Regions from separate parts of the Homo sapiens genome. Here regions 2, 3 and 4 are each linked to region 1. A link is a contact called in ENCODE Hi-C data. All regions are on one chromosome and are shown on one strand. The core of a region is the stretch at or near the end of the contact, and the rest is flanking DNA. Distances in the headings are between cores, read along the strand shown. Region 1 holds the start of CKS2 (CDC28 protein kinase regulatory subunit 2). Region 2 holds the start of BICD2 (BICD cargo adaptor 2). Region 3 holds the start of NOL8 (nucleolar protein 8). Region 4 holds the start of CARD19 (caspase recruitment domain family member 19).

Region 1 (2,700 bases), core at 64-2,563:
CATTCGGAGAAATCTAACCTACAAAGGCAGCAGACAGAAAACAAGGTCACAATTTGGCCAACGATGGCATGGGCTTTATCTCCCCTAAATCTTGGTAGTATCCCAGAACGCAGCGTTCTAGTCGCTACCTAGTTAAGAAAAAGGGGTTGACTGTTTTCTGAAGCCACGCCCTAAATGAAGTGTCCCGCATACAGTAAGGACAACAAATTTTAAATGTCCCTACTCGCTTTCCCCCAATCTACTTTAATTGGGGGGAAGGGGACAGGGACATTTAAAATTTGTCTAATTTTACTGATCGATTACAGCCACCATGTTCTAGTACGGTGCTTCAGGACTCAAACGCAAAAGTTTCTCAAAGCCCAAAATTTGGCCAGTGTATACTAGCAGAAAATGATGCCCAAAGTCCACTCAAGTTCTTAATCGGCCTTAAAATGAAACTCCTTTAATAATACCCTCAATTGTATGACTGCGGCTAACCTATAATGGCCCAAATCACCATACCCAGTAAACATTTTCGAATCCCCATCAAGCTCATTTTTCGGGGGGTCGCCTCCAAAGCTTATTCTTATACCACTCACTTCAAAAACAAGAAAAAGAAAAGTGTTCCTCTGTGTTAACAGATGAAAATGACCATTTGACCATTCTAAACCACAAACTAGTAAAAGCTGCATCACCCCGTCAGCGACAGGGAAAGTGTGTCACGGTTGCTAAAGGAAAAAGGACGGCACCAGGTGGGTTTTCCTGGACTGGTTCAAAGAACTGGAACTGAGACCAGCTACTGAACGGCCTAATTACTTCGGCCACGGCCGAGAAAAAAGTGACGGGATGGTCACTCCGCGTCGCCGAGGACCCCATGACCCCCAAGTTGCGCCGGTTCCTACCCAGGTACTAAATGCGGCCCGGTGGGCACTCTTCCCTCACCCTCCGCGCACACCGAACAAAGGCCCAACCGGCCCGGCGCGGCCAGGCACCCAACCATGTCCGACTGCGCGGGGCGCCAGGTGGCCGCGACCCCAAACCCCGGCCCTCGCCCTCCGGCCCCGGGCTCCGCCCCCCAGGCCCCGGCCCCCACCCCCGACCCTACTATGCCTGGGTCGCCCCGCCCGCGGGGGCCCCGGCTGAGGGAGCCGGCTCGGGGTCTAAGAAAGGCGCCCACCGGTACTCGTAGTGTTCGTCGAAGTACTTGTCCGAGTAGTAGATCTGCTTGTGGGCCATCCTGCTGGCGCGCTGCAGAAAATGAAACGAGAGCGCGAAGAGCGGGCGCAGCAGACAAAACCACGTCCAGCCCAGGCAACAACTCGCCGGAGACTAACGACCGCAGTCCCAACGATCCGGATTTGAATCCGACAGCCCGCCGCCGATTGGACAGCAGCGCCGACCAATCACCTTCTGCGGAAGTCGGCCGGCTGCCAGCCTATCGTCGCCGCCGCCTCGCAAAGTCCGCTTCCTGGGTCAGCCAATCAGAGATCTGTTGCGAGGTTGCCCGAGGGAAGATAGGTACGTCACGGGGGTGGCAGGGCCCTTAACGGGCAGGGGCGTGGCCAGAGGAGGGCGAAGTCGGGACGTTAAGGGCCGCAGAGCGCGTGCGCAGGAACGTGGAAAGTTCCAGGACACGGAACCGTTGGGACGGAGGACCTGAAGGTGGAGTGAGGTATCACGGGGTTTGGTGATGACGTAGTCGGTCGAGGCCGGAAGCGTGGGCCACAGGGCTTTGAGCGGAAGCTGTCGACCTTGCACGGTGATGGCGCTCCTCGTGATCCCTTGTATCCCCTCAGGCTCGAGCCAGGAGCCTAGGTCCACTTTGAAAAGTAGTAAAAGGCAGAAAGGTTCTGCGGTGTGAGGGGGAGGGCGGCTTCGTGGTCGGCTGGGTCGGGGGAGCGCCGGGCGGCCGCGGCGTGGCTGTGTCCGGGGCTGCCCTGCGCAGCCGGCCGTTTCGCCGCCTGGTGCACTTGCTGAGCTTCCGGCCTGGCCCGTCGCGGGGCTCCTGGCGCCCCCCTAGACGACTGTGTGGAGAATGGAGCCTGCGGAGCCACGCGTAGAGAGAGGCCCGGAGCCGGCGCGGTGGCGGCGGGCGCCAGTGGTCCCAGCCACTCGGGAGGCCGAGGTGGAGTGTCGCTTGAGCCCAGGAGTTCCAGACAGGCCTGAGCAACAGAGCCAGACCCCGTCTCCACAAAGAAAGAAACAAATGGGCCAGAGACCCAGAATGCTTTCTGTAGCCTAACCTAATGTTCAAAACCAGGGCAGACCCAAGCCATGGAAAGCTTGAGGGAATAAAATAATATTCTGCTGCGGCCAAGAATAACAATGCTAATTCCTGGATAAGGGGATTTAAAATGATGTTTAACAACTTCTGGTCTTTTAATATTGACCCAAGTTTAAAAACATGTTCATATAAAAAAGTTACTGGAAGAAATTTATAAATGTAACTGGTGGTTATTTTTAGATGACAGAATTAAAAGTGATCTTTTTGGTATTTTTTCCACAACGAGCACGTGTCATTTTTATGTTAATTTCATTTTATGCGAAATGCTCCAGCGCAGTACAGGCTAGTGGGTTCAGGGTGGCTGTGACTAAGTAATGTAGATGGGGTACCTTAGACAAAGTTTCCAGACTAGAGGCTGGAAGTAAGAGGTCCGGGTGCCCTTTTCCACACTGCAGACCACGGACTTTTCCGGTTTCTGAACAAGTGAGACAGGCCGG
Region 2 (2,811 bases), core at 10-2,509, 3.5 Mb before region 1:
CTAGGAGAACCGAATGGGTGTGGGGTTCAGGTGAGATACAATGAGAAAGTAAAATTAAAAGGTACAAAACAGAAGGAATTTATTATTCTTAGGTTCCGGAGAGGTTAGGGATGCCTAAGAGAGGCGGACAAGCAGATGGAGAGGGGCAGTGAGAGACGGTGGGAAGGAAGGGACTATGGCTGTGCTAGGGTCCATGGAAATCATCCTTTAGGATTTCCCTTGGGGCCTGTGGACTGGCTAAAGAAAATACGAGGGAAGGGTGAACTCATCTGCACTGATACTGGCCATTAGGTGCTATGGCGGTCAGCGGCTGTGGGGTGTGTTGCGCTTTAGGTCAATGAGATAAAGAATAAACGAGTTATCTCACACACCACCATATACGGAGAAGTGTTACCTACGCCAAGGCGAAGGGTACGACTGGCTTTCAAACAACTTAAGTCAGGCCTAAAAATAGATGCGGAGACAACAATTATATTTACCACGTTTATGACCCTGTATTAATGGAAATGTCTTTATTCCCAAGAAATAGACCTTGAAGGACTGAGGGGCGGTGCTGAGGTTCCCGCTGGCCCCTGGGCGCCCCCTGCTGGCCCGTCCTCCTCCCGCCCCCAGACGTCTGCACAGAGCATGCGTCACACCGTCCACGGGTTTCCAGCAGCAGCCGTTCACCCGCGCTCTCGGATGCGCTTCTAGCTCGTGGCCTCCCGGGCTCTGTCCGCGTTGTTCGTCCCACGGTCGGGAGCCCAGTCCTGCCGCCCCGCACCCGCCTCCCCCTGGGGGTTCTCCCGGCAGCCGTCTTGCCACCCCGCGTGGCCGCCGGCTGCCAGAGGCACAGGGGAGCGCGAGGCCCGGCGACCGAGCAGTGTCCCCGGCTCTGAGTGTGGGGAAGGCCGCGGGGCCGCGCCCACTCGACCGCCGTCCAGGGGACTGCAAGGCGCCGGTACATCCGGCTCGACGCTGGCGGCGCAGGCCAATCACGGACGGGGACGGGTGGGCGCGGGGCTGGACGGGTTTTGTAGTCGGTGCGCTAGCGGGACTACTGTCCCCACAGCCCCCTGGGCCACATTGGCGTCAGTGGCTGCGCCCGAGGGCCCGCCCCTCACAGAGCATGGGCCAATCATAGCCGGGGGCCGGGCGGGCGCCGGGCATGATGGACCTTGTGGTCGGAGCGCAGGCAGGACTCCAGCCCCCAGCGGGCCCCGCGCGCCGGAGGGGAGGAGCCGTGCGGCGGCGCGGGCGGGCGGGCGGCCGTCGGGGCAGGGCGGCGGCGGCGGCGGCAGCGGCGGCGGCTGAGGAGGGCCCGGCCTGCGAGAGCCTCAGTGGGAGCCGGCTCAGCCCTCGGCCACCATGTCGGCGCCGTCGGAGGAGGAGGAGTACGCGCGGCTGGTGATGGAGGCGCAGCCGGAGTGGCTGCGCGCCGAGGTGAAGCGGCTGTCCCACGAGCTGGCCGAGACCACGCGTGAGAAGATCCAGGCGGCCGAGTACGGGCTGGCGGTGCTCGAGGAGAAGCACCAGCTCAAGCTGCAGTTCGAGGAGCTCGAGGTGGACTATGAGGCTATCCGCAGCGAGATGGAGCAGCTCAAGGAGGTGAGCCGAGCCGCCCTGCCCTGCGACCCCCGCCCGGCGCCGGGGCCTGTGGGCGTCGTCCCTGGCACCAGGGCGGCCAAGGTCAGCTTGCCAAGCGGGGGCCGGCAGGGGTGGGCCGCCGGGGCGGAGGGGGCACGGGCAGTATGTGGGAGTGGGCCCGGCCTTGGCTAGCAGGCCGGTGCCGCGGCCGTTGCAGACGCCGCTAATGCAGGGGTCCGGGCGCCTTGTCGCCTCCTGCAGCTGCCCGCCTGCTTCTGTGCGGACCTGGGCGGCCCCGGCGGGGCGGGGCTTCGTAAGGGCTGATGCTTTGCGGTGGTCGCTGTTCCGGGTGTGTCTGAGTGTGGGGTGGGGTTGGGAGGGCAGTGGCTGAGCCGGGAGCTGAGGCCACGGATGCTGGTGACCCGCTGGGAGAGGCCGAGGGTGGGCCTGGGTCTGGGTGGCTGCGGCTCTGTCACCTTCAGAGAAAGCACTTCCCCTCTCTGGGCGCAGCTACTTTCGGAGCGTTTCTGCTTCTTTCATGAGTGCCTCCGAGGTGGGGAAAGGTCGTGGACAGCGGCCTAAGTGAGTAGGGGCTCGGGGTTGCACGTGGAGGTTGCCCCTGGCATGGGTCCCCCAGTACCCTTGCCCCAGGCCCAGCGCTGTGTCCTCATGGCCGGGATTGCGCTCCCACCAGCTAGCATGACTTCCCTGGCCCACTTCCTGTCCAGCCCCGCTTCTCGGGCCCTTCCCCTCGCTGTGGCTTGCTGTGTTCCTCTTGGACGGAGACCTCAGTGGTCTGTGTCATTCCCACTGGGGGGAGAGTAGGTTAGACCACCAGGCTGGTCGAGGGTCTCCAGGCGGCAGGGCAGCGGGAGTCTTGGACAGTCCTTCCCCAGCTTCTCTTCTCCCGTTCCCTGACTCCATAGCGTTGTTTGCAGGAATTGCTTTCTGGGAGGATACACCAGGGTTTGGATCCAGGCTGTGCCCCTTGCTAGTGATGTGGCTTTGGGTAGAGGCCCTCCGTGAGTCTTAGTTTCCCCCTCTGCAAAATGGGAGTGCAGTACTGCGTGCCCAGAAAGGATTGTTGTGAGGGTCATGTATTTGGAAAGGACTGGTGTGCGGTCAGGAGTATAGCTTGGTGGTGTGCTCCCTTCCCCCACTTGAGTGTGTCCTGGTGAGCCCTTGGCTCTTGGTTTCCAGGCTTATCACCTGGCACCTCTGCTCCCAGTCAGCCCAGACAGGTGC
Region 3 (2,700 bases), core at 166-2,665, 3.0 Mb before region 1:
TCTCCCTCTCCTTCAATAAACCAAAAGTGCCCAGACTTTGGAGTAAAATTTTTGGGTCCCAATCCATCTCTGACAATTCCTTTCTCTGGAACCTTGGACAAGCTACCTAACTTCTCTGAGCCTCAGTTTCTTCAACTATAAAACAGGGCTAACAGTAGCACCTACCTCAGAGGAATGTCAAATTCTCCTGCAGTCTATATTAACTACTTTTCTTTTATCAACTTAGTTTTTTACCGAAGTTATTTTTCAAAGGAATTTTTATGTCATCGTAAACACAAAGTCATTATCAGTTGAGATGGTTAGCTGACCTACCAAAACAAATGCCATGAAACCAAACGGAGTTATTAAATCCCAACTAGAGATACTTCTGCATACTGGAGGCGGAATTATCTAGCTAGGGATATAGTCAAGACTTCCTCCTTGTCAGTCATCCACACAGACGACTGCGATTAAACGAGTTAATACCCTGCAATGCGTTTACAGCTGGGCGCCGTACGCGCTGCTCCCAACTCTAGGCCATCGTCATGACAGGATCAATGCCAGTTCATGCCCACTTTCTAGGGCTGGGAGTAGGAGACCGAGGATGTCTGTGGAGATTCACCCGCCTGGCCCGGGAACCCTGGCCAGCGGGCCCTGGGGGACTTGGGGTGGTCACGTACTGGACTCGGGACTTCTCTTCCCAGGGCGCCGGTGGGTCCTCACACGCTCGCCGCAGGGCCGCGATCTCAGCTTGCAAGGCGCGCACCTCTGCCAGCTCTGCGTCCATGGCGCGTTGCTGACCGCAGCCGGGCCGGCAGCGCAGCTGTCACTCCGACCTGCGCGCTTCACCCGCGCTTCAAGCCTCGCGCGCGCTCCCGGCGCGGACCATCCCAGAGCTCACGCGGAGGGGAGGCGGGAGAGCTCCGCGTGACCCCAGCGGCCCTGCACGTCCAACTCCGCTCTCGCACGAGAGCCTGAGTCCTCCACTTCCCCGCACACGTTTCCCTGGCTGTCTAAGCAGTGGCTATACTTTCTCTGGAGAGCGCGTTCTTTGCTACTCCAAGCCCAAGCGCTCCGCTGCTCACCCTAGCCGGCAGCCTTGGAGCCGCCCGGCCGCGTGCCTCACTAAAGAGGCAGGGCTGGGATCACGTGGAGGGGAGCGCCTCTTTATTTTTTTCACCTACTTCCTCTCTTACGCCGACCTAGTCCAGGAATTGGTACACACAGCGATAGTGTTCAATAGAAACTAGGGGATTTTGGTTTAGGCTCTTTTGCAGTCGTTGAGGGGGAGGTGACGGAGGCGTCAGGGAAGGTGGGAGGACGGAAAAGGAAATTAAAAGCTCTTGGGAACTGAATTGTGGTAACGGAACCTTAGGAGGCTGGGTTGGAAATCGAGTAGGAAGGAAGAGAGGATGCTCCGTTGGGACACGTGACCAGAAGTTAGGGGCTGCAGCGGCGCTGGCTTTAGGTGAACGACGTGGTGAGGAGTGGGTTTCGGGCATGAGAAGTCACAGGGCCGTTTCCTAGTCTCTCTTCACTTCTTTGGGTCTTCTCAGAGAAAGAAGGCTGCCGTGGGTAGGCTGGGGGCGGAGACTATCGGGAAGAGGTAGGCCGAAGTTCTGCCCAGAATACACGCCATGTGGTGGACGCTGGTTGGGAGTCTCTTCTGGAAAGAGTCTGTCAGCTCTTGGGGAAGGGAAGGGCGAGAGCTGAGCGCCTGCCGGGTGCTAAACGAAATGAGAGATACTATGATGGGCCCTAGTACCTCTGGAAAAGTTTTCCTGAGTCCCCTGTGATACAGCAACCTTCATAGTATAGTGTTAAGAATTCCAAGTTCTGAAGGTAGACCTGCATTATAATCCTGGATTCACTAATTTTCGGTATGGCATTGAGGAAGTGACTTAACCTCTTCTGCTCTCCTGAAAAATGGGAAACATGCAAACTACTTTGTACAATGCAGGCACATAGCAAAAACACAAGTCTGTATTCGCTATATCCCTTGATCTTTGTGTCTGAACCCCACTTTGCAGCACTTTTATTGTGACATAATATTGTGCCATTTGTTTTATTCTTTTGTGACTATAAGGAGCTCCTAGCCTCTCTATTCACTTCTTTGGGTCTTCTAGGAGGAAGAAGGCTGGGGTGGGTAGGTTGGGGGTGGAGACAATTAGGAAGAGGTAGGCTAGCTCTTTTTATCTTTTAGTGCGTTACATCCTGTTTCTGTCAGACTTTGTTAAAGACAGTAAATGAATGTATGAGTGAGTCAAGGAAAAACATCTAAAAACATGAATACATAAAATTAAGAGGGATAGAGTGTAATATTATGGCCATTTGGAGGAAAAAAACTCTGTCTGTACCTGTGTCTATATGGGTATGGGGTTGCTGTTCCAAAGTGCATTCATGAAAGATGTGGATGTAGGGCTTGGGCAAAACCTCGAAGACTAAAATTTGGAAGTAATACAATAGGAAGTGAAATACAGATCCAGGAGACGGATTTGATACAGAAGGTTCAGAGGAAGTAGTTGTTTTGTTAGATTTTAGAAGAACTAAGGGAAAGAACTCTTCTCTGTATACAGAAAATTACTTTTCCCACTGAAACACACCCAAGTATATGCCCAGCCTTCATGAAAGTGAACAGAGAAACGAAGCGCCTTTATGTGGGTGGCCTTAGCCAGGACATTTCTGAGGCAGACCTACAAAATCAGTTCAGCAGATTTGGAG
Region 4 (2,700 bases), core at 180-2,679, 3.8 Mb before region 1:
TCCCTGGAGACCAACACAGCTCTGAGTTGTGTCCCACGCATTCTGATGAACTCACTAAGGGAATTACGGAATCCCAGCCTGGGCAGGGCACAATTTAAGACTTTGTTTCCCCATCTGTACACAGACGAGATATTCCAGGTGTCCCCATCTGATCATTTTCAAACAGGAATCACCCAACACAGGGTCCAATGCACAGTAAGTGCTCAGAAATGAGAGCCACAAATAAGAAGAGTTAGAAGGGAGGACAAAGGGGAGCAGGTGGCAGCTGGGGTCTCTTGTGGCCTAGGCTGGAAGTCTCTTCTGGCCTGGTGTCCTGGAAGTCATCAGTTTCCAGCCCATGAGATCCTATTTGTGGGCAGGACCTAGGCTGAGACTCAAGAGAGCGAGCACCGAGAGAGGACTAGGGACTTCTGGGGCTACCCTGAGCCCCTGAGCCAATTCTGCTCCATGAAACAGAACAGTAAGAATGAAGTGTAGCTTCTGGGAACCCCCATACTCCCTGGCCGGGCTGCCATGGGGTCCCTTACCAGCCCATCACCCTCATGGGGCTTCTCCAACAGGGGAAGGTCCACAGGGCAGAGTCACCCTGTTTGGGATCAGGAGGATGGTGGGCAGGTCCCCAGACCAGAGAGGCCCTGGGGAGGAAGGCTGGGCTGGGGCCACTAGCGTGGAGCACAACAACCTTGGGGGGTCCAGTCGCTGTCCCCGATTCTCTTAGAACTAAACAGGGGCAAGAGCGTCGTGGACCACCGAAGGAGTCTGGGAGACTCCAAGAGTCCCACAGGAATCACATGCCGCCGAGGAACGCATCGCCTGTCCCGCGACCTCGCTGGGGTGGTTGTAAGGATGGAGCGTTGTTTCCGTGGCCAGAATCACAGCAGGACCGCTGTGAATTCTCTCCGGTGTCATTTCTACCACCTCCTACTCTTTCAGACCAAATTCCCCACCACGGGACACACACACATTGGCAGTGGCTGAGCCCAGACCGCGGCTGTGCAGCCCCACCCTGGAGCTGCCTTGTAGCCCCCGCCCTCTTCGGGCCCCGCACCTGGCCACCACCCATCATGCCCGGCACCGCCTCGGCTGGCACGGCCCCGCCGGGTAGAAGCCCCGGGACACCCACCACTTCGCGGGGGTGCACTCGCGCACCACCGACAGCTGACGGGCCAAGGTCACTCGGCCCCCGCTGCCCAGGCGCGGCCTGCAGGCGACTCGCAAGGCAGCCGGACCCCCGGGCCGGGCCACCCATCCAGGGCGCCCGCATCCCTGCCGCCCAGCCGACCCCGTGCCCACCTGTCATGGCGACGGACACAGCGCCGCCCGCAGTCCCCAGCGGTCTGCCCCGCCGCGCGTCCGCCCCTCGGTCAGCCGCCCGGTCCACCAGCTCCAGCGAACGCCGCCCGCGGGCCGTGCTCGCCCGCCCCTTTTGGCTAGGCCAGCCCCCCGGCTTTGGCTGTGTAGCCTCGGGGACTCTAAACCCCGCCCTTTGACGAGCCCCGCCCCCTACCGTTAGGCCCCGCCCCTTCCGCGCCCGCTACGGCTCCCCCAGGGCTCTAAACTCCGCCCCTCTCACTCGAGTCCCGCCCCCTTGCCGTCCTGGGATAGGCCGCTGCGAGGATCCTGGAGCCTTGCCCCTCACTCGAGCCCCGCCCCCTCCGGCGTCGGCTTCCGCCTCTCCCGGAGTTCTGAGCCCCGCCCTGCACCTGAACCCCGCCCCCTCCGACGACGGCTTCCGAGCCTCAAGGAACCCCCCACCGGGCCCCGCCCCTTACTCGAGCCCCGCCCCCCTCCGTCGTCGGCCTCCGCGCCTCCAGGGGCCCTGAGCCCCGCCCCTTCCTGCTCTGCCATGCGACTGCGGGCGTGGGCGGGCGACTGCGGGCGTGGGCGGGCGCCACCGGACTCCCGCCCCTCCCAGCGTCAGTTAAGACGCCGCGAGGGGCCCAGAGTCCCTCCCCTCGCTGGGCCCCGGTCCCGCCGGCGTCTATAACGCCGTCGCAGCGGCCTTTAACCCCGCCTCTCACTCGAGCCCTGCCCGCGTCCAAGTCCCGCCCTCAAGGCGGCCTCAGCTACGACCGCCGCGCGCCTCCCTGGAGGCGCCCGCTCCTGCCCGGAGCCCTGCCCGTCTTGGGCCCGCCCTTCCGGGCCCTGCCGCGTTGAGTGGCGGAGTCGGGATCCAGGTGGCCCGCCGGCCGGCTCAGTCCACCTCCCCGCTCCCGGCCTCGCGCCCCACCCCTTGGATGAGAAAACTGAAACTGAGAGGGGACGTGACTGATCCAACGTCATACAGAAAGTCAGGCCCTGGGGAGTACAGGGCCAGGCCTGGGGCAAAAGGCCGGTGGGCGTCCAGTACGCCACAGGGACCAGCCAAAGGAGGCAGTGCCCAGTGATGCTTTCCCAAATCCAGGGGAGAAGGACTCAACGGTGTGACCTCGCTCGGCGGGGTGGGGGGGGGACACCTTCTTGGGGGACCCCAGTCCCCCACCTTCAAAAGAAGACACTAGCTTGACAGTGTGACCCGAACTAGAGAGGTCACTTAACCTGCCTGAGCCTCAGTTTCCTGGACTGTAAAATGAGTGACCTTGGGCCAACTCCACTTCCCTCCCGCTTTCCTTCCTGCTTTCCCTCTCGTAGGCCTGGCATTTCCAGCTCCGGAGCCCGCCACAAGAAGCTCCTAGCCCCACATGATGTGAATGCACTGGG

The links. A loop is a pair of places that touch in the nucleus more often than their neighbours do. Pooled maps may share reads with other maps.
Region 2: a map of B cell shows a loop between it and region 1 (11-fold over the local background). The contact joins the promoter of BICD2 here to the promoter of CKS2 in region 1. A Hi-C loop is called at or near these places in 5 of 168 maps with a recorded cell type or tissue (B cell, CD4-positive, alpha-beta memory T cell, CD8-positive, alpha-beta T cell and 2 more), 2 of 37 single-sample maps with no recorded cell type and 14 of 50 pooled maps.
Region 3: a map of B cell shows a loop between it and region 1 (10-fold over the local background). The contact joins the promoter of NOL8 here to the promoter of CKS2 in region 1. A Hi-C loop is called at or near these places in 2 of 168 maps with a recorded cell type or tissue (B cell and naive thymus-derived CD4-positive, alpha-beta T cell) and 8 of 50 pooled maps.
Region 4: a loop to region 1 is called in a map of gastrocnemius medialis, with 6 times the contacts of the local background. The contact joins the promoter of CARD19 here to the promoter of CKS2 in region 1. A Hi-C loop is called at or near these places in 1 of 168 maps with a recorded cell type or tissue (gastrocnemius medialis), 7 of 37 single-sample maps with no recorded cell type and 11 of 50 pooled maps.

What each region holds. Positions count from the first base shown.
Region 1 is chr9:89,309,808-89,312,507 of GRCh38, reverse strand. CKS2 (CDC28 protein kinase regulatory subunit 2) reads right to left here and starts at 1,313. Exons shown (of 3, transcript NM_001827.3): 1 at 1,157-1,313. The coding sequence starts at 1,215. It overlaps MIR3153 (microRNA 3153), which reads right to left and starts at 283; the gene lies at 202-283. It overlaps LOC105376136 (a long non-coding RNA gene), which reads left to right and starts at 1,706. Exons shown (of 3, transcript XR_930101.4): 1 at 1,706-2,700. RefSeq lists enhancers at 758-807, 1,478-1,767 and a silencer at 1,778-2,007.
Region 2 is chr9:92,763,281-92,766,091 of GRCh38, reverse strand. BICD2 (BICD cargo adaptor 2) reads left to right here and starts at 1,259. Exons shown (of 7, transcript NM_001003800.2): 1 at 1,259-1,587. The coding sequence starts at 1,348. RefSeq lists a silencer at 569-1,308.
Region 3 is chr9:92,324,065-92,326,764 of GRCh38, reverse strand. It overlaps NOL8 (nucleolar protein 8), which reads left to right and starts at 1,415. Exons shown (of 17, transcript NM_017948.6): 1 at 1,415-1,459; 2 at 2,556-2,700. The coding sequence starts at 2,604. CENPP (centromere protein P) reads right to left here and starts at 812. Exons shown (of 8, transcript NM_001012267.3): 1 at 660-812. The coding sequence starts at 766. RefSeq lists enhancers at 1,207-1,316, 1,347-1,466, 1,245-2,133.
Region 4 is chr9:93,094,946-93,097,645 of GRCh38, reverse strand. It overlaps CARD19 (caspase recruitment domain family member 19), which reads right to left and starts at 1,429. Exons shown (of 6, transcript NM_032310.5): 1 at 1,294-1,429. The coding sequence starts at 1,300. LOC101927993 (a long non-coding RNA gene) reads left to right here and starts at 2,136. Exons shown (of 4, transcript NR_188444.1): 1 at 2,136-2,278; 2 at 2,632-2,700. RefSeq lists silencers at 1,072-1,181, 1,202-1,951, 1,972-2,281 and an enhancer at 2,392-2,441.